Linked DNA regions of Homo sapiens: region 2 is linked to region 1. A link is a loop called in an ENCODE intact Hi-C map of the cell type or tissue named here. Cell type or tissue: PC-9. All regions are shown on one strand. Links, peaks and the distances in the headings refer to the core of each region. The heading gives the core; the rest is flanking DNA. Region 1 has its middle 160 kb from the start of UBE2E2-DT. Region 2 has its middle 240 kb from the start of UBE2E2-DT.

What was found. Hi-C counts contacts between places; a loop is a spot of excess contacts. Peaks named below come from ENCODE experiments on the same cell type or tissue, not always from the same donor. Only the 100,000 strongest peaks of a DNase experiment are listed, where the experiment ranks them.
Region 2: it touches region 1 in a loop (2.8-fold over the local background); 1 of 110 quality-filtered maps calls a loop at or near these places.

What each region holds. Positions count from the first base shown.
Region 1 is chr3:23,034,487-23,044,434 of GRCh38, forward strand. No RefSeq gene overlaps it. Among named protein-coding and RNA genes, the nearest start is that of UBE2E2-DT, 160 kb to the right of the region's middle. RefSeq lists an enhancer at 1,165-1,665. In PC-9, for the core only: no CTCF peak of the experiment used is centred there; a DNase peak (open chromatin) is centred at 8,085.
Region 2 is chr3:22,956,739-22,966,686 of GRCh38, forward strand. No RefSeq gene overlaps it. Among named protein-coding and RNA genes, the nearest start is that of UBE2E2-DT, 240 kb to the right of the region's middle. RefSeq lists an enhancer at 3,102-3,231 and a silencer at 6,041-6,251. In PC-9, for the core only: CTCF peaks have their summits at 3,820 (motif pointing left), 4,020 and 4,954; no DNase peak of the experiment used is centred there.

The DNA.
Region 1 (9,948 bases), core at 5,653-9,652:
TTCTTCCTAGCATTGATGGTCTTTACAATTTGGCATGTTTTTGCAGTGGCTGCTACTGGTTGTTTCTTTCCATATTTAGTGCTTCTTTCAGGAGCTCTTGTAAGGCAAGCCTGGTGGTGACAAAATCTCTCAGCATTTGCTTGTCTGTAAAGGATTTTATTTCTCCTTCACTTATGAAGCTTAGTTTGGCTGGATATGAAATTCTGGGTTGAAAATTCTTTTCTTTAAGAATGTTGAATATTGGCCCCCACTCTCTTCTGGCTTGGTTTCTGCAGACAGATTCACTTTTAGTCTGATGGGTTTCCTTTTGTGGGTAACCCAACCTTTCTCTCTGGCTGCCCTTAAAATTTTTTCCTTCATTTCAACCTTGGTGAATCTGACAATTATATGTCTTGGGGTTGCTCTTCTCGAGGAGTATCTTTGTGGTGTTCTCTGTATTTCCTGAATTCGAATGTTGGCCTGCCTTGCTAGGTTGGGGGAGTTCTCCTGGATAATATCCTGAAGAGTGTTTTCTAACTTGGTTCCATTCACCCCATCATTTTCAGATACATCAATCAAACGTAGATTTGGTCTTTTCCCATAGTCCCATATTTCTTGGAGGCTTTGTTCATTTCTTTTTACTCTTTTTTCTCTAACCTTGTTTTCTCGCTTCATTTCATTAATTTGATTTTCGATCACGATACCCTTTCTTCCACTTGATCAAATCGGCTATTGAAGCTTGTGCATGCCTCACAAAGTTCTCATGCCATGGTTTTCAGCTCCATCAGGTCACTGAAGGTCTTCTCTACACTGTTTATTCTAGTTAGCCATTCATCTAACCTTTTTTCAAGGTTTTTAGCTTCCTAGTGATGGGTTTGAACATGCTCCTTTAGCTTGGAGAAGTCTGTTATTACCCACCTTCTGAAGCCTACTTCTGTCAACCCGTCAAAATCATTCTCCATCCAGCTTTGTTCCATTGCTGGTGAGGAGCTGCGATCCTTTGCAGGAGAAGAGGCACTCTGGTTTTTAGAATTTTCAGCTTTTCTGCTCTGGTTTCTCTCCATCTTTGTGGTTTTATCTACCTTTGGTCTTTGATGTTGGTGACCTACAGATGGGGTTTTGGTGTAGATGTCCTTTTTGTTGATGTTGGTGCTATTCCTTTCTGTTTGTTAGTTTTCCTTCTAACAGTCAGGTCCCTCAGCTGCAGGTCTGTTGGAGTTTGCTGGAGGTCCACTCCAGACCCTGTTTGCCTGGATATCACCAGCAGAAGCTGCAGAACAGCCAATATTGCAGAAGGGCAAATATTGCTGCCTGATCCTTCCTCTGGAAGCTTCATCCCAGAAGGGCTCCTGCCTATATGAGTTGTCTGTCGGCCCCTACTGGGAGCTGTCTCCCAGTTAGGCTACACGGGGGTCAGGGACCCACTTGAGGAGGCAGTCTGTCCATTCTCATTCTCAGAGCTCAACCACTGCTCTGGGAGAACAACTGCTCTCTTCAAGCTGTCAGACAGGGACGTTTAAGTCTGCAGAAGCTGTCTGCTGCCTTTTGTTCAAATATGACCTGCCCACAGAGGTGGAGTCTATAGAGGCAGTAAGCTGTGCTGAGCTGTGGTGGGCTCCACCCAGTTCAAGCTTCCTGGCCTCTTTGTTTACCTATTCAAGCCTCAGCAATGGTGGACGCCCCTCCCCCATCCAGGCTGCCACCTCGAAGTTTGATCTCAGACTGCTGCAATAGCAGTGAGCAAGGCTCCATGGGCGTGGGACCTGCCAAGCCAGGCATAAGGGAGAATCTCCTTGTCTGCCAGTTGCTAAGACCTTGGGAAAAGTGCATTATTCAGGCAGGAGTGTCCCGTTTTTCCAGGTACAGCCTGTCCTGGCTTCCCTTGGCTAGGAAAGGGAAATCCCCCAACCCCTTGCACTTCCTGGGTGAGACGACACCCCACCCTGCTTCGGCTCATGCTCCATGGGCTGTACACACTGTCCAAACTGGTTGGACCCATCTTCTGCATCAATCACGCTGGGAGCTGCAGACTGGAGCTGTTCCTATTCGGCCATCTTGGAATGGATCCCTTCCCTCTACTATATTAATCATTAAATTTTCTTCTTCACATTTTAACACTTCCATGGAATTTTTTTTTAATTTTCATAGAGTACTCTTCCCCTTGTCTGACTTCTCTCAAGAATACTAAGGTGAAGTCTATATTTATAAGAATTATGCCCAGTATTTCTACCATACTATTTTTTTCTAAATACAGTATTTTTTTTATTTTGTGCTATATCAATGGATTAATTACGACTTAAGTCACTATCTCTAAGTCCCAGATGAGTTATTCATTAATTTCCTTAAATACCCAACGAAACTCTTTGACATCTCTCTGATCTAGACTCTCCCTTAATGACTCTGTTCTCCACTTCTTACTTACTTTCCGTTTTTCTTATGTCACTTCTATAATTAGAAAGAACACTGGGGCTACAAAATGTGGTCTTTAAACACCCAAAGGGCAAAAGCAAACATTCCATGAGAGTCAAAGAGAAACTGAAGCACCAAAAAAAGAACGATGACTTAGCCAAATTAACTCCCCCAGGAAATTATTTAAACTATTATGAAAGTGTTTTATAGTATGATAAGAGTAAAAAGCAAAAATGAAAAGACAGATATTCTGCTGCAAATTTTCTCTTGTAGTTAGGTAGATACATAAATATAGACAACTAGATGATAATTATCATATCAAGAAATGCTATTATACCCAAGCACATGGAGAAATTCCTGCCAATTTGGAATGTGAAACAAATTTAGTACAATAGAGCAATGTGCATATTGTCCTGCTGGAAAACTATTTGTTTAAACTAGGAAGTGGTAAATGACATCACATACACAAGGTTGATGGGTAAAATCACTTGCTGTGGAACCATGAAGATGGTAAATCCAGCACCACCCAAAAGGTGGATGCAAGGACTGCTCCTTGCACAGAAATCCTCCATCCACTAAGAAATGCCTTGCTTTTCATTTTTTCTCTCAAAGGAAACTTTCTCTTTTCTTTAATATCTCCATTTAGGCCAAAATATAAAATGTATCTACTTTCTTGCTTTTTTCAGCTATTCCTCGCTCATTAAGTTTCCTACTAAACATGTTATTGATTTTTAAAGTTCTAATAATTATATGAGTACTTTAGCTACTAAAATAGCCACCATTTTTTGAACTCCCACTATGTACCAGGCAATAGTAAGCATTTTCTATAAATAGCATTTTTTTATTCACAGAACAACTATATGAAGCAGAAATTATCCTGATTTTTACAGGAGAAGAAACTGAGCCTTAGGTGAAGGAACTTTGTCAAGGTCTCCCAGTTATTAAGGGGCAGAGGAAGACTTGAAACTCAGGTCTGATTTTCAACACATATATATTTTCCACATTATTCTGCCTTGTCTAGAAAAGTGATATTTTTGGCTGGGCGCAGTGGCTCACGCCTGTAATCCCAGCACTTTGGGAGGCTGAGGTGGGCAGATCACCTGAGGTCAGGAGTTTGAGGCCAGCCTGGCCAACATGGTGAAACCCTGTTTCTACTAAAAATACAAAAAAATTAGCCAGGCATGGTGGCACGCACCTGTAATCCCAGCTACTCTGGAGGCTGAGGCAGGAGAATTGCTTGAACCCAGGAAGCAGAGGTTGCAGTGAGCCAAGACTGCACCACGGCACTCCAGCTTGGGCAACAAGAGCGAAACTCCATCTTGAAGAGAAGAGAAGAGAAAAAAAAAGAAAAGAAAAGAGATATTTTGACAGCACACAAGCTAGGTACTCCTTCATTCAATGACATGAAAAAGCAGGCTTAATTCATTTTGTTGTCATTGAACCAATTCAAAACAATTACATACAATTTAAATTTGTAAGGAAAACATAAATTTATAAAATGAATGCTTTATGCCTTTGGAATGCATATGATATTGATAATGATCCATTGCTATCTGAGTTTTAAATTTTGCCATTTTTCTGCCTGAATCATTTGGAGATCAGGTAGAAGTTCAAGCCAAATTTTATTGAAAAATAGGCAAAAATTTCATCTATATTCACTAACCCCTAAAGAAGCTGAAATTTTCCCTTACCATTGATCCATTGCAGATTTTTTATCATGTTCCCTCGTACTAAATCAAAATAAATGAGGCCATGTCTAGCAGTTAAGCACTCACTGTCCAGATGTTTGCACTCAAGTGCACCCAGCTAAAAGTAGATAAGATTCATGTTCAAAATCCTTCTAGAAATACTTCCTCATTTAGTGCTAGTTTAATGTGAAAAGTGCTAAGCCATATCTTATATTGTAGAATTGCCTTCTTCTAACAATAGAGAAACATTTTATTAACCAGCCAAATTATTTTCCACCTACTGGAAAGTCTCTCGTAAAATTATTCCCCCTAGTGATAACAAGAGCTGGAGCCAATGCCAATCCTCTGAAATGATAGCCACAATAATCCACTACAAAAATGATTACATGAAGTTTGCTTTTAGGAAATAATGCAAAAGTAAAAATTACTCAAATTAAACAATTGATGATTTCCCATTACAACCATCCACAGAAATATTTATGATGAATATCTTCACTATATTTAGAGTGGTAAAATGCTCCTCTCTAATTATAATAACTAAACCATTCCATCACTGGAAGAATACTGTGGCTAATGTCAACATTATACAGTGAATCTTAGCATTACAAAACACCAGTGAGTTCTACAAACTTCTATTTGTAAAAATTGAACTATGTTAGGCACCATGAGGCATAGAAAGATAAACAAGAGATTCTACCTGCCATTCAGGTGTCTATTAGAAGGATTCTTAAAATCTGTGCACTAAAAATTTAACAAAAAATTGTTAAATATATACGAGAGGCACAAAGAAAATGCCATGAAAAACCGAAGTGTTTGTTTCAGGTGAGAAAAAATCAACAAAAACATAATGAAAGAGTTAGTGTATGTGCCTCCACTTTCAGTTTGGGTAGGCTGTCAAGAGGTGAAGAGGAGGATAGAACAATGTGGGCAGAATAGGTAAACAGGAGAGGAAGAGACAGGTTTGACTAAGGCCTCAAATTACAAAAGGGACAGACATACATAAGGAATCTGAATACAAATGTAGACATTATAAGATCACTCCGGAAACGGAAGAAGCTTGAGAGGTTCTCATTTTCCTTTGAGTCCTTTGAGCAAGAAGTATATGCTCTAACTTATCCTTAAAGAAGTCACTGCACAAAGGGCCAAGATCAATAATCTGGAGAGATGACAGACTGGCAAAAAGACTCCTGCGATTGTAAAAGTCAAAGGTGTAGAAAACCTAAAATAAGGCAATGACCAAACATAATATTATAAGCCACTTAATCTTCCCATATCTCAGTTTATCAGTTTGCTAAATACAGACAATACATATGTTACATCCTACAAATAATTGAAACATTAGCAATGAAAAGTTTATTAACTAAATTCAAAAATTCAAAACAATGCATATCAAATTTAGATTCACCACAAAAAAACTTAACACTACTTAGAAATTTAGTTTGGTATATCTATAAAGAGCTTTTAACATTCATAATTTTCTAAAACAATGCTAAACTCATTTTGAAACTGAATTAAAGGTAACTTTTAAAAAATTACATATTGGCCGGCCGCAGTGGCTCACGCCTGAAATCCCAACACACTGAGAGGCCGAGGCTGCGGGATCACCTGAGTGATCACAGGAGTTCGAGACCAACCTGGCCAACATAGGGAAACTCTGTCTCTACTAAAAATACAAAAATTAGCTGGGCGTGGTGGCACATGCCTGTAATCCTAGCTACTCAGGAGGCTGAGGCAGGAGAATCACTTGAACCTGGGAGGTGGAGATTGCAGTAAGCCGAGATCACACTGCTGCACTCCAGCAAGGGGGACAGGGCAAGTTTCTGTCTCAAAAAAAAAAAAGTTACATGTTAAGTGTGCTTAAATTCTCTCAAGCTAATATTTAGTATTCATCTTATTGCAGTAAAAGTTGTTCACATTTTAGCAAGAGCTTTGGAAAATAGCGCTATTCAAACTGATGCATTTTTTTTAGCATTGGAGTTGCTCAGCTGAAAATGTATGTATTTGGAGTTTTTATTTTTATATATAAATAATTTGTATATTTGAATTTCTATCCTCTTCAGTTCCTGTGGTATGCCACAAATGTTTGGTAAGATTTAAAGTGTTAAATCTTTAAGATACTAGATGATCTTAGAAGTGGAAATCTATTATACATTTGTGAACTAACAATTAGTCTATGTAACTACAAATTAATATGAAATTGCCGGTTCAGTTACTGGGAGTATAAATGTTAGAAAAAATACTGAAATGCTTTGCAAAGTGGCTTATGAGTTTAAACCTGCTAGTGATTTTTCAAAAGGTGAATAGGAATAATTCTTTCTCTCACTTCATCTTGTTATAACAAGAATAAAAATTCCACAACAGTAATGACCATTTATTTTTAATCATAAAGAAGAATTGTACAAGATATGTGTAAAGAAATTTTGCTGAGACATTAAAAGACTTAAGTAAATGTACATTGACCATATTTCTGGATTGGAAGACTCAAAATTGAAAAAATATTAATTCTCTGCAAAATAATATGTGAATATTAATAGAATACCAAATAAAATTGTAAGAAAATTTGGGAGGAGAGACAACTCAAAAAAAATAATTCCCAGTTTGATTAGAAGAATAAAAAACATGAAAATTGAATACCCAGAAATTTTCTGAAAAAGAAGAATGATAACAGAAACTTATTCTGCCAGGTTTTTAAATACATTTTAAAGTAATAGGCTGAATGTGGTGGATCATGCCTGTAATCCCAGCACTTTGGGAGGCCAAGGTGGGTGGATCACTTGAGCCCAGGAGTTTGAGACCAGCCTGGGCAACATGGCGAGACCCCATCTCTGCAAAACATGCAAAAAAATTAGCCAGGTCTGGTGGCACACACCTGTGGTGCCAGCTACTTGGGAGGCTGAGATGGGAGGATTGCTTGAGGCTGGGAGGCTGATGCTGCAGTGAGCTGAGATGCCGCTACTGCACTCCAGCCTGGGTGACAGAGCAAGACCCTGTCTCAGTAAGTAAGTAAGTAAGTTACAAAAATGAAAAGGGCTTGACAAGGGAGCCAGAAAATAAAAGAAACACAACAGAATAAATAAGTGGTTAATGGTCATAGGGAGGGACTTTGAGTCAGTGGACAAATGGTAGGTATTCAGTAAATGTTGCCAGGAAACTGGAGAAAAATCTGTGGTCAAATAGAAAAAGAAAATTTTATCCCTAATTCATACTTTCTTTCAGAATAAAATTCAAATGAATTAAAAATATAAATATTAAAATGTAATTAGAAGCATACAGAAGGGAAATTACCCATAATCAAGGCATGGAAAACTGTCCAAAGATGATATAACCTGAAAAAGGCCAATAAATCTGACTGCAGAAAACTATTTAACACTGAACTGCAACAATGCCAAAAACAAGATTAAATTTTAAAAGGGGGCCAGAGAAATTATAATACATGAGGCAAAGTGTTACCATAAAAATGAGATGTTTTTCACAACTATTACTCAAGGTCCTGGCAAAAAACAGATGGCACACTCAAGCAGGGTGACTGGAGGAGTTTAATAAGAGTACATTTTACAAAAGTGTGGACAAGGCTAAGGGAAAATCAGCCAAAGGTGATGAAGCACCCCAGGGCTAGCAACAGCCCAGCAGAGATCCATTTCCCACCCTAGGTCAGAATGGAAAAGGATGGGAGAAGTTGCTGGAATCTAGAATGAGTAGAGACCACCAGATAGAAGCTATAGCCTTTGGTAGAAGGATACAGCCCACCCACCAACAACCTGGCAGAAAGGAGGCAAAGGAATAATTGCTTTGACCTCACTCTGCTTCCATGTGTGCTTGTCCCACCAATGGCTCCATTGGCTGACCCGTAAGGAAGCCAGAGGTCACAGAGCCCACAAATGCTCCAAAGGGCAGGGTGGGGAAGGGTGGGGAGTACATTTGGAGGTGGAAATGGAAAACTCGTCATTGGAAAATATTAAAAGAATGATTTATCAGTGCCAGAGAGGGTGTGGCGAACTGGGGATTCATGGGAGTACATGTTTGTGGTTGCAGAAATATTTCCACCCTTCGGGAGGTTAAGTTGACAACATGAAATGTCAATATCCTGCAACCTACAAATTCTACTTCAAAGGATCTATCATTCAAAAATAGTCAATGAACTAGTATGTGTGTGTATACATACCTGTGTATATGTATATGTCTGTATATATACACATGTATATTCATCACAGCATTGTTTATTACAATGAAACTTTTGTAATAACCTAAATGTCTATCAGTAGGAAGTTGGTTAAATATATTATTGTATTTATAAACTGGACGACTGTGCTGACATTAAAATTGATTATTTAGGCTTATGTATCTTAATAAGGAAAGATGATCATAATAAGTCATTAAATGACAAAATTAACACATAGGGGCAAAAAAGAAATCTAAAGGGATATGTACCTAGTGGAAGTGGCAAAACTGTGGGTTGTTTCGGTTTATTACTTGTATTCCTGGTTATGTGTGTGTTTTTCAATTTTTTCAAACAATAAACATGAATTACTGCTTAGTGGTTGATGGTGTGTTTTAGAAAAAAAGACGAAAATTTTTTAATGTGAAAGTAACTCTAACAGTAGATATTTTGGGCTTTTTTCAATTTGGTTTCTTTCTTGTTTCAAAAGAAAAATGTGTGCCCTTTATTAACCAAGAAAACTAGATAGAGCTCTGTACCAGGGTAAATGAGGGCCTCTGTAATAAAAAGCCTGGGTAATGGAGAGCTATAAATATTTATAAGAGAATTGTATTTGGTAAGGAAAGATGTTTCTAATGATTTTTTTAAAGTACATTATAGAGTTGCTTCAGCCACAAAAATGACAGGCTCACCACTCATCAAACTCATCTTTTTTTTTCAACTTCTAAAATACACTGTCAACCTCACAGCATGAAGCCCATTATAAATTGCAGTCCTAGTTTTACATTAATATCAAAATAAGACTAACAAAATTTAAGTGTCAAGCTCTATACTGCACATAGTATTATTTATGTTTTATAGAGAAACTGAGGTTTTTTAAAATCCCTCAATATCAATTAGATTAACTGGTTGTTCTTAGCTATTAGTAGAAGGCAATTTATTCACAGAGATAATCAGAAAATTAGTCTATGAAATAAAAGTATGTCCCATTCTGTGAGCTGCATTAAAAAACACAATGTCTGCCTTCAAGTTAAAAATGACAAGTGACCAAATACATTTCTCTCTTCTTCCTCCTAGGACCCTACTAATAATAGTGAAGATATATAAATATATATATACAGACTCAGGCATTGGGCAACCAAACACTCATATATATATATATATGAACTAAACTGATGGGTCAGAAGGGATCCCCCCGCACAGCACAGCTGCACTACCAAAACAGCCAGACTGCCTCTTTAAGCAGGCCCCTGATCCATTCCTCCTCACTGGATGGGACCTCCCAACCAAGGTCTCCAGCCACCCTTGCCCATGTTTTCTGGCCAGGGATTTGATTTCTCCCTGGGACAGAGTCCCAAGAGGGAGGGGTGGGCCACCATCTTTGCTGTTTTCACAACTTAGATGTTCCAGTCTGTGGCCTTGGAAGATCCCAAGCCAGCCAGGGGTGGAAGTGGTGCCCCAGCACACTTGCTCTACCAAAGAGTGGCTAGACTGCTTATTTAAGTGAGTCCCCAATCCCATTCCTCCTGACTGGGTAAGACCTCCAAATTGGGGTCTCCATCTGCCTCCTACAGGTGTGTTCAGGCCAGCAACATGTCTGTACCCCCGCTGGGACAGAGCCCCCAGAGGAAGGAGTAGGCTGCCATCTTTGCTGTTTCACAGCCATCACTGGTGATACCTCCAGGTACTGGAAAAACTGAGGTAACTAGAGCAGAT
Region 2 (9,948 bases), core at 1,921-5,920, 81 kb before region 1:
GCAACAGAAAACAATGAGCAGATACCTGTCACCAATTGTACTAGCCCTTCTTACGAAGGCTGAACTGAGGCCTACAGAAGGCATTCTTGCTGAAAAGTCATGAGAATAGATGTAAGAATGTGCCCACTTCTGGCATCTGTGTCTATTAGATGGAGATTGGCATGGCCAAGGCTAACCACCTCACATACACTGCAATGACCAGGAATCCCTTGCAATCCTCCTGTAGTGCACACAAGCAGTAAGAAGAAACCCCTCCCCCACCACTGTCTTATCTTCCCCAGCCTAGCGAGAAACCAAGAACAATGTATAGTGAGCTTCCACTAGAACTTAGTGGCATTAGAGGTTGTCATTTAATTATCAAACTGTGCCAAAACCTGGCAGAAAAACTGAGTTCCCCAATATACTACATGGGTAGTCCTATCAAGTTCTGCCAATACCAATAACCACCTAAAAGCACAAGGACCATAATCATCAAAGCCACCAATATTAGCCACGTTGCCAGAAATACCTCCAAATGCCACTACTGAGCTTCCAATACCACAAAGCCACTATTATCTAAAACTAGTTATTATAACCAGAGCTATAAAATTGCCAATATCCAAAATATGTACCACTGTTGCTGTCACCCAGAAGCCCATGTCCAATATCAAATATTAGCTATTGTCACAGTAATGCTGTGTAACAAACCAACCTAAAATTAAGCGGCTGTAAACAATAACCATCTATTATTGCTCGTGGTTCTTCAGATTAATCAGACAGTTCCTCTGGTCTGGCCCAGGTTTTTCTGATCTCAGCCAGATGTGTTCATTGGCTGCAGTTAGCAGGTAGGTTAGCTGGGCTCTGGCGTCTATGATGTCCTCATCTAGATAACTGAGTTCTGCCATAAATGATCTCTTACCTTCCAGCAGGCTGGGTCACGCTTGTTCATGTTAAAGGAAGAGGGACACTAGCAAGAGGAGAAGCACAAAGGGCCTTTTGGGATCTAAGGCTTAGAACTGACACATGTAATTTCAGCCACTTTCTGCTGGGCAGAGCAAGTGACAAGATAAGCTCTGATTCAAAGGGGAGGAGGAGATAGACTCCACCTTGTAATAGTTGTCACAAAGTCTCACTGCAAAAGGTATGTGTACATGGATATGTGGAGACTTAGGGCCATGTTTTTAATCAATCTGCCACAGGCACTTTGAATCATAGTGCCACGTATACCTTGACGTATACCTCTTCTTTGATCAGAACTTTAGTCAGTCTCTTCTGAGTCCTCTGCTTAACTAGGCTCTACCTTGGGCTTCCCTATCTGTCCTCATAGAATCCAGTTTGAGCAAGAATCCTGCGTAGTCAGTTTAGTGAAAATCCGCCACCTTTGGTATCTGACCTCCCCTTATCCTTGATGTTTCCTCTTAGTAATTTTCCACTCACTGACCCCATCCTGCTCCTTGATTAAAAATCCCCACTTGTCCTTGCTGGAGAGGGAGTTGAGTTCAATCTCTTCCCCACTGCAAGACCCCATTGCAGTGGTCCCTGTACATATTGCCATGACCCCCTTCCCATCTTTAGCAAGGGTCATGAATTATTTTCTTTAAAAATCTGGACTCTGCTCCCCACTAAGCTGTGGCCTATGAGAAGAATCCATAGTCTATTTCAATTGTAATTGATTTTTTTTCCTAACTCTCAGAAATACAAGAACATTTTTTAATACCACATCCTGACAAAGTGGTCCCTGAGAATGATAAACAATATATATTCAAACATTAACTTCTTTCATCATTTTGCAAATTTTACAGTATGTGATTGTGGCTTTTAGAATAATCATTCCAATAGATAATGTGTCAGCTTTCTTCCTATGAAAGGATCAAATCCGTTTCTTTGGGGAGTCTTCCATGAGTACATTTTTAGAAAGCGAATGTTCATTTTCTTGATAAATAAATATACAACTTTGAAAAAGTTTCCTGGGAAGAAGGAGCAAATGAGCAAGGTTGAATAATTACCAGTCATTACTGAAAAAATCAGAAACTATTTACAAGACACAAATACACAGTGAAACATATTATATGAAGTGAAATAATATAAAACTTGGCAGGAACCCAAGCTTAATGAGTTTTAGGATATGGTTTTAGAAGCACCAGGGATTTTCTGTGAGTACCCACATCAGCATGAGATCTGGTCTTACTGGGAGCTGCTTACCCCTACTCAAAGATGGCCCCAAGAGTGAAGAAGTCAATGCCTCTTTGAAGGCCTTGTATAGAAAGATGGCACATCCTCTTTCAGCTGACAGATAGGATCTCTGGGAGCCTGTCCTATCAGCACCTTCCAAACTGTGATGCTGGTGACTCCATCATTAGATCTCAGCACCAACTGTTGGGGCTGAAGAAGCTGTTCCTCAGACACAAGGTCGCATGCTCACAGGTCAAATAATGCAGATAGCAGTGGAAGATGTTGGCATATTTTGCTTAATATTAATTTTGTTTGTCGAACCATGCCGCTATTAGTCTGTTCTGGTAGTGCTATAGATTTCATTGTGCATCACTTGCTGCCTCTTTTGGGGTAGAGTAGGAATAGCATGTGTATTGTTGGGGAATTAGGAGGCCCTTCAAACCATGAGGAAAAATCACTGAGATGGGAGGCCAATGTTTCAAAACTGTTTCTGTGGCTATTGTTCCAGAGAATCTCTGGACCCAGACACATTCCCAAAGTTTCAATTATAAAGACTCATTCCTTCAACAAATATTTATTGCACACATACTTGGTGCCAGGAATTGTGCTAGGCACTACAGATACTGCAGTGTTTACATAGACAAGGTTTCTGCTCTAATGTACATCAAATATAGAAGCCATGTAATAAACAGGAAACATATAGGTGAACAAAAGAAGTACAGCTTGTGATAAATTCTAAGTAGGAATAAACAGAGAACAAGGATGGAGAAGAATGGCAGAAGGGAAGGCAGGCCAGCCGACATTCAGTACATGTCAGGAAATGACTGTCTAGAGGGTGACACTGAAACTGAATTTCAAAGAATGAGTAGGAGGCAGGCATGCAAGTCTCTGGAAGGACAGAGGAACAGAAGTGGGAAGTCCCTGAGGCCAGAAAAGACCCATTCTAGGGCCTATCAGAAGGCATGTGGCTACCACAGTCAGTCTCTGGGGAGAGAGGCATGAGATGGAGTCCGAAAGGGGTGGTTCTTCCGACCCATGAGCATAGAATGCTTTTCCATGCATTTGTGTCACTTCTGATTTCTCTCAGGAGTGCTTTGTCATTCTCCTTGTGGGGATCTTTCACCTCCTTGGGTACTATGCCCACTACCTGGGCCATAGGATCATTTGTACCCCAAACCTCAGCATCATGCAATATACCCATCTAGCAAACCTGCACATGTACCCCTTGAATCTAAAATAAATGTTGAAGTTTTTTTAAAAAGCAGCAGCAGAAGAAGAAGAGAAAAGAAAAGAAAGGGCTGTGGGAAAGAGATGAGGCAGAGCCTCTTAGGTCCCGGTAGAGAATGCACAGTTTATTCTCAAAATAAAAGGAAGCCATAGGAAGGCTTTTAAACAGGGAGTGGCATTATCTCAAGCATTTTTTAAAGATCCATCTGGTTACTGGGTGAAGAATAGATTACGTCTATATTATCATATTTATGTAAATATACTGATACATACCAGCGTATCAAGATACGCTCCCCAGAGTGATATTAATTTGGGCAAAAGGCCCATAAATCACCTCGCCTCCATATAAGAATAAATATTGTTTTAACGCATTGCCAAAAGCAGCACGCGCCAGAATTTATTAGTTTGTGTTAATTTTTAATTTGATGCTTGAGCTCCTCCTTGTGGCTGCATGGTTGCAAGCTCCTTGGCAATGCCAGTTTCCACATAGCAACTAGGAAGCTTTTCTTTCTCTCTTTCTTTCTTTTTTTTTTTAACTGTCCTTATTAATCAAAAGTGCAAAGCCTAAAATGGGGGCTTGAGGTTTAATTAGTGCATTTGAAAAAATAAGTTGATATGCTATTACAGATGAATACTTATATATAATATATGCACTACATAATACATAGTATGATATGGTTACATTCTCACTGAAACCTGTTGCTGCCTGTAATACTCTTGCCAACATCTGGTAATTATTAGAGTAAGATATAAGGTCTTTGCCTTCCCTCAAAAGTAATTTCATCAAATAAAAGAATGTATTTAACAAATCCACAGCAACTGAACAAAAGGCATGTCTTTACATTTCATCTTCTCAGTAGAAAAATGAGTTAGGACATATTCATCTTCTGTGGAAGAGACAAATATAAATAATTGTTATCTTCATTCGTTCATTGGTTGGTGACTGACAACTTGAATTAGAGAGAAACCCAACCAGTTGGGCATTAGGGAATTTCTAACTGTTGTATCCCTCAGTTAAGAAGAATTACAGCTTTGGAAAATCGCTCTCAGAAGGCACATTTATTCAAAAAAAAAATCTCATTTTCAACCCATTTTGATGTGTAGAAAGCTTTCATGCCATGAGATATTCCATGCATATTATGAGCTAGAAGGGAGAAGAGCCTGTTCAGCTCTGGAGAGAGCTAAGTTGTGTTACCTACAGATAAAGTTAAACCTCTACCACCGTAATTCTATGTATCTTTCTTCTAAGCTCCACTTATTATTCCCAATGTACTTCTAGTGCATTTAGAATTTCCAAGTAGCAGCAGTTGGGCTGGCACCTAATAAAGAATCTGGGAATTTGATGGGGCCAGTCAGACAGAGGTCACCATAGTAGTGATACCTTCCCTTGGACAGGTAGGAATATCCTGATGGATAATGTTTGAAACCTACAAATGACCCCAGAGCATGAATGACAATAAACAACTATGCAAGGTGGAATAACACATTTAAAATTCTACTAATGCCACGCTCATGTTGCTGACACAGCCTACTGGACTACCCTGGGTGTGATTCCTATAGGAAATTGTACTTAACCACAAAGACTTGCTTTGAAATAGCTATAAGGCAGACTGCTATAGAATTTTGTTGCTGGTCACAACTCATGAGAGTGGTAGTAACATAAAGAAAAAGCATAAATGCCTGCAGTTACTTGCAAACAAGTAACCATAATATTGGGAACATAGAGCATTATTCTATGATGTGTTATTGCTTTATGACGTATAAACCATAGAACATTTCAGTCATAGCCATCTCATCTTTTTGCTGTTACTGTCAAAAGAGGGATAGGTCACTAAAAAATGGAAACCAATTTTGTGGTAGCATTAGTTTGAGTAACAGATTCATAAGATGCAAAAATATTTGCAACAAAAATAGAATAAAACCACAGAAAACAGAAATACTCAAGAGTGATAATGAATATGATATATCTAAAGCACAGGATAACTTAAACATATTAGAAATATGAAATTAATATACAAGTCACTACAGATGACGTGATTTAAAAACATTTTAAATTATCTGAATAGTGATATACAAAAAGATATAAAAATTTAAACCATTTTCAGCAGCACTGAAACTATAGTTTTGCATGGACTGTGTAAACATGATCTCCAACATAGTTCAGGAGATCAGTCAGGATCTTTCTGGTGTAAATGACAGGAATTCAACTCAAACTAGTGCAAGCATTTTTTCATAACTAAAAAATGCAAGGATGAAGAGGGCCACAGGAAATCAATGTTCATTCTCTCTCTCTGTCTCTCTCTCTTTCTCTCTCTCTCTGTCTCTCTCTCTCTCTCTCTCTCTTTCTCTTCCTCTCTCCCTCTCTGTCTGCTCTGCTACTTTCTGAACTGTATCCTCACTCTTTCCTGAATAGACACCTTGTTCTATGTAGCTGGGTTTAGGGTCAGAAGCAAATGGCCTGCTACGCTCTGAATGTCCGTGTCCCCCCAAAATTCCTATGTTAAAATCTAATCCCCAATGCGATGGTGTTAGGAGGTGGAGCCTGTGGAAGGTGATTAGGGATTGGTGTCACCGTGGCAAAGGAGCTCACTACCAGATGCGCTAGAAGTCAATACTCTGACACCGGGTTTTTGAGAAAAGAAAGACTTTTTACTGCAAGTAGACTCCCAAAGAGACAGGAGTCAAGCTCAAATCTGTCTCCCTGGGCTGGGGCTAAGGCAGTTATTTTATTAGAAAAGGTTTAGCGGGTGGATTCCGAGATTAGCAGGTGATTGGTGGAAGGAAAGGGGAGGTCTGGAAAGTCCTCAGGCATGCGTGGTTCTCTCTTCATGCCTCTTTCTTGGGGCCCATGTGCAAATTCGGGGGGAGTTAGTATGAAATGTGGTGGAAATTCAGGCTGTGACATCAGCAAGCTCACTCTGCACAAACTCCAGTCAGCCACATTGCTCCCAACTAATTTCAGCTAGTTTTGTTACCTTTTAAATGGAGGGATTTTCAGAATTTCAGCAAGTTGTTTCTTTTCTTAACTGCTATCCTGCAACTCAATATTTTATGTTAGTCACAGGTTTCTTTAATTCTTCAGGGCATGGTTTCATTAGCGCCCTTACAAAAGAGGCCCCAGAGAGCTGCCTTACCCCTTCTGCTGTGTGAGGACACAGCCAGAAGAAGCCACCCATGAACCAGAAAGTGGTCCCTCACCAGACACGGAATCTTCCAGCACCTTGATCTTAAACTTTCCAGCCTTCAGAACTGTGAGAAATAAATTTCTGCTGTCTATAAGGTGCTCAGTCTATGGTATTTTGTTATAGCAGCCCAAATGGACTAAGACATGGCTACAGACATTCCTATTCCCAGAGGACAAACACCATTTTTCTCTTACGGCACTCCATGTTAAATCTATAGTAAGGATTCCAAGGGGCCCAGTTTGCGGCACATCCTCACATCTCTGGGCCAATTTCCAAAGTCTGAAGAATGGGGTGTTCTAATGGCCATCCTTGGATTCGCTGTAGCTTGGTGGAGGCTGGGAGGCAAAGAACAGGATATTGTGATCTGTGGCCTTCTTATACACAGACTACTCACAGCAAGGTGCTATTGCCCGAAAAGGAGGAGGGTCAGGAAGTATGAGAGGGGATAGCTAAGCAGGAATACACACACACACACACACACACAATCTACTATTTGCTATTAGGTCAATTGATCACCAGCTCTAGAAAAGTGGTTATAGGGTATCAGCCCACTCCCATATGGCTCCACAGTGGGGGAAGGGGAGAAGCAAAGTGAATGAATCACTATGGGAAGGTAGACTTTACTTCAAATACAGAGAGAACTTTCTAACAATTAGAGGACACAAAAGATGCCATAAGCTATACCTCATAATATACTGAGTCTCCCATTTCTGGAGATGTTCAGTTATGAGCTGGAAGACAATTAGGCAGAGATGTTGCAATGGGAATATAAATTTCAGATGGGTGGGAAGTGAATCCAAATTACAATAACCTTGAACATTTATGATTCTGCAAATTATAACATATCGGATGGGATGAGATTTATCCTCAGGGACAGTGTTGGCCATTAGACATTTTGGTTCTTGGGACCTGCCTTCTGATGGAGGTCACCGTCTGGTGGTCCATGGACCACCTAGTATTATTTTAAATATTTTATTTAATTGCCAATACTGCAAACTCTTGGAAAATTCTTTTTTTTTTCTTTTCTTGAGACAGGGTCTTGCTCTCTACTCCGAGGCTGGAGTGCAGTGGCACAATCACAGCTCACTGCAACCTCCTGGACTCAAGCAATCCTCCCACCTAAACCTCCAAATTAGCTGGGACTATAGGAACATGCTGCCGTACCTGGCTAGATTTTTAATTTTTTCTAGAGATAGGGTTTCATTCTGTTGCCCAAGCTGGTCTCAAACTCCTGGGTTCAAGCAATCCTCCCGCCTCAGCCTCCCAAAGTGCTGCGATTACAGATGTGAGTCCCGTGCACCTGACTGAAAATTCTTACAATTTTTTTATTTTACAGCCTCTCTTGAAAATACTTGATCCGTGTTATCAGGAGCAAAGAGTGACTACACTCTTAGCACAGGGTTCATGCTCTCCCAATTTTCAGAGTCAAAGCCAGCCTACCTCATTTATTTACAGTGCCTCTCTCTCTCCTATTTATATTTCAGTTTGCAACCCATGTGTAAACAAAAGTTTTAACGGTACTTTTTACTCTGGTTACCATAGCTTTATCCCCTTTCTTTATCAGACTGATATCCTCTACCCAATCACACATTCACACATTCTTAACCAGTATAGCAACAACTATAATAATAATAATAATAATAATAATAATAAATATTAAAAGGTATTGAGTAACACTTATTTTGTGTTCACGCTGTGCTAGCTAAGCACTGTACTAAAGCAGCTATATTCTGCAACAGTCAGTATAGAAAAGCTTCCACTGCAGGAACAAATAACTGCCAATCTCAATGACTTAATGCAGAAAAGTTCGTTTTGTACACACATTTCACATCCAATGGGAAGCAGCACGGTGTTCTAATCCACTATAGTTGCTCAAGTATCTAAACTGACCAAGGCTCTACCATCTTGTGGTTTCCTTTGATCTTCTCAAAAATTTAGTAGACTTCTTTCTATTCATTTGCCAAAAGTTACATGGACCAATATCTTCACCCATCATTCTTTATGAAGCATGTTATTTAAAAACATTGTTTTCCAACCTTTTCCCCTAGAACTTAAAGTTTATTCAAATATGATCTGCCTCTCAAGTTATAGCACATGACAGTATTACCAAACATTTTGCTGCTACATGACATGGACTGCATTCTTCTGGTCTCTGATATCACTATCCTCATTGTCTTTGGCCCAATCATTAAGCCAATACAAAAATACTTTGGGTTTTTATAATAATAACACTCTACTTCCTGTAAGATCAATTATTATTCACAGTAGCCTAAGCTTGTGCTGCTGTAACTAATCATCCAAATCCTCAGGAGCTTGACACTGTAAAAGTTTATTTCTCGGCTGGGCGCAGTGGCTCACGCCTGTAATCCCAGCACTTTGGGAGGCTGAGGCAGGCGGATCACGAAGTCAGGAGTTCAAGACCAGGCTGGACAACATGGTGAAACCACGTCTCTACAAAAAATACAAAAAATTATCTGGGTGTGGTGGCAGGCATCTGTAATCCCAGCTACTCAGGAGGCTGAGGCAGGAGAATCGCTTGAACTCAGGAGTCTGAGGTTGCAGTGAACCGAGACCACGCCACTGCACTCCAGCCTGGGCAACAGAGCGAGACTCCATCTCAAAAACAACAACAAAAAAAAAGTTTATTTCTCATTCATGTAGGCTACCTATGTAATTCACAGTAGCCAGGGCTCTGCTCCACACAGTCACACAGGCACCCAGAGTGACTGACGTGCTAGCATTTTGTAGATGTGCCACCTGTAACACATTACCTTTACAGTTGCCACAGCAGATGAAAGAAGAGATTAGCAAATTAATTTTTTAATGCCTCATTCCAAATGTGACACATAGAACTTTCACATCTCATTGGCAGAACCAGCCAAATGAACCACCTAACTGCAAAGGCTTTTGTGAAATGTGTGAGAGCAGGTAGAAGGTTTAGTGAGCACCGGTCTCTCTGCCTCATTATACCATCTAACTCTCGTTACAATGTTCAGAGGTAGGTATTACTACCCTCACTCTACAGATGAAGAAAGTAAGACTTAGGGAAGTTGAATGACTTATCCAAGGACACAAGTAGTAAGTGGAAGATGCAAGATTGGGATTACAAAAGGGTTGGACCAGGCAGAAGAACTGCAAAAGAACTGCAACCAGAACATACTTACTATCTACATCTTCTAGGTACTTCTAAATTTACTCATTTACCATAAGTTAATTGATTCACTGCACAGAAGGTTCTAGTTTCAACTTTACCACCATAGTGTAATTTTGCATAATTCACAACTTTGGTCTCACAGAGCTTATGATTCACCACCTGAACCTCAGTTTATTTGTCCATGATTAAAGAAAGTGGACTAGTAATTCCTAATGCCCCATCCACCTCTGA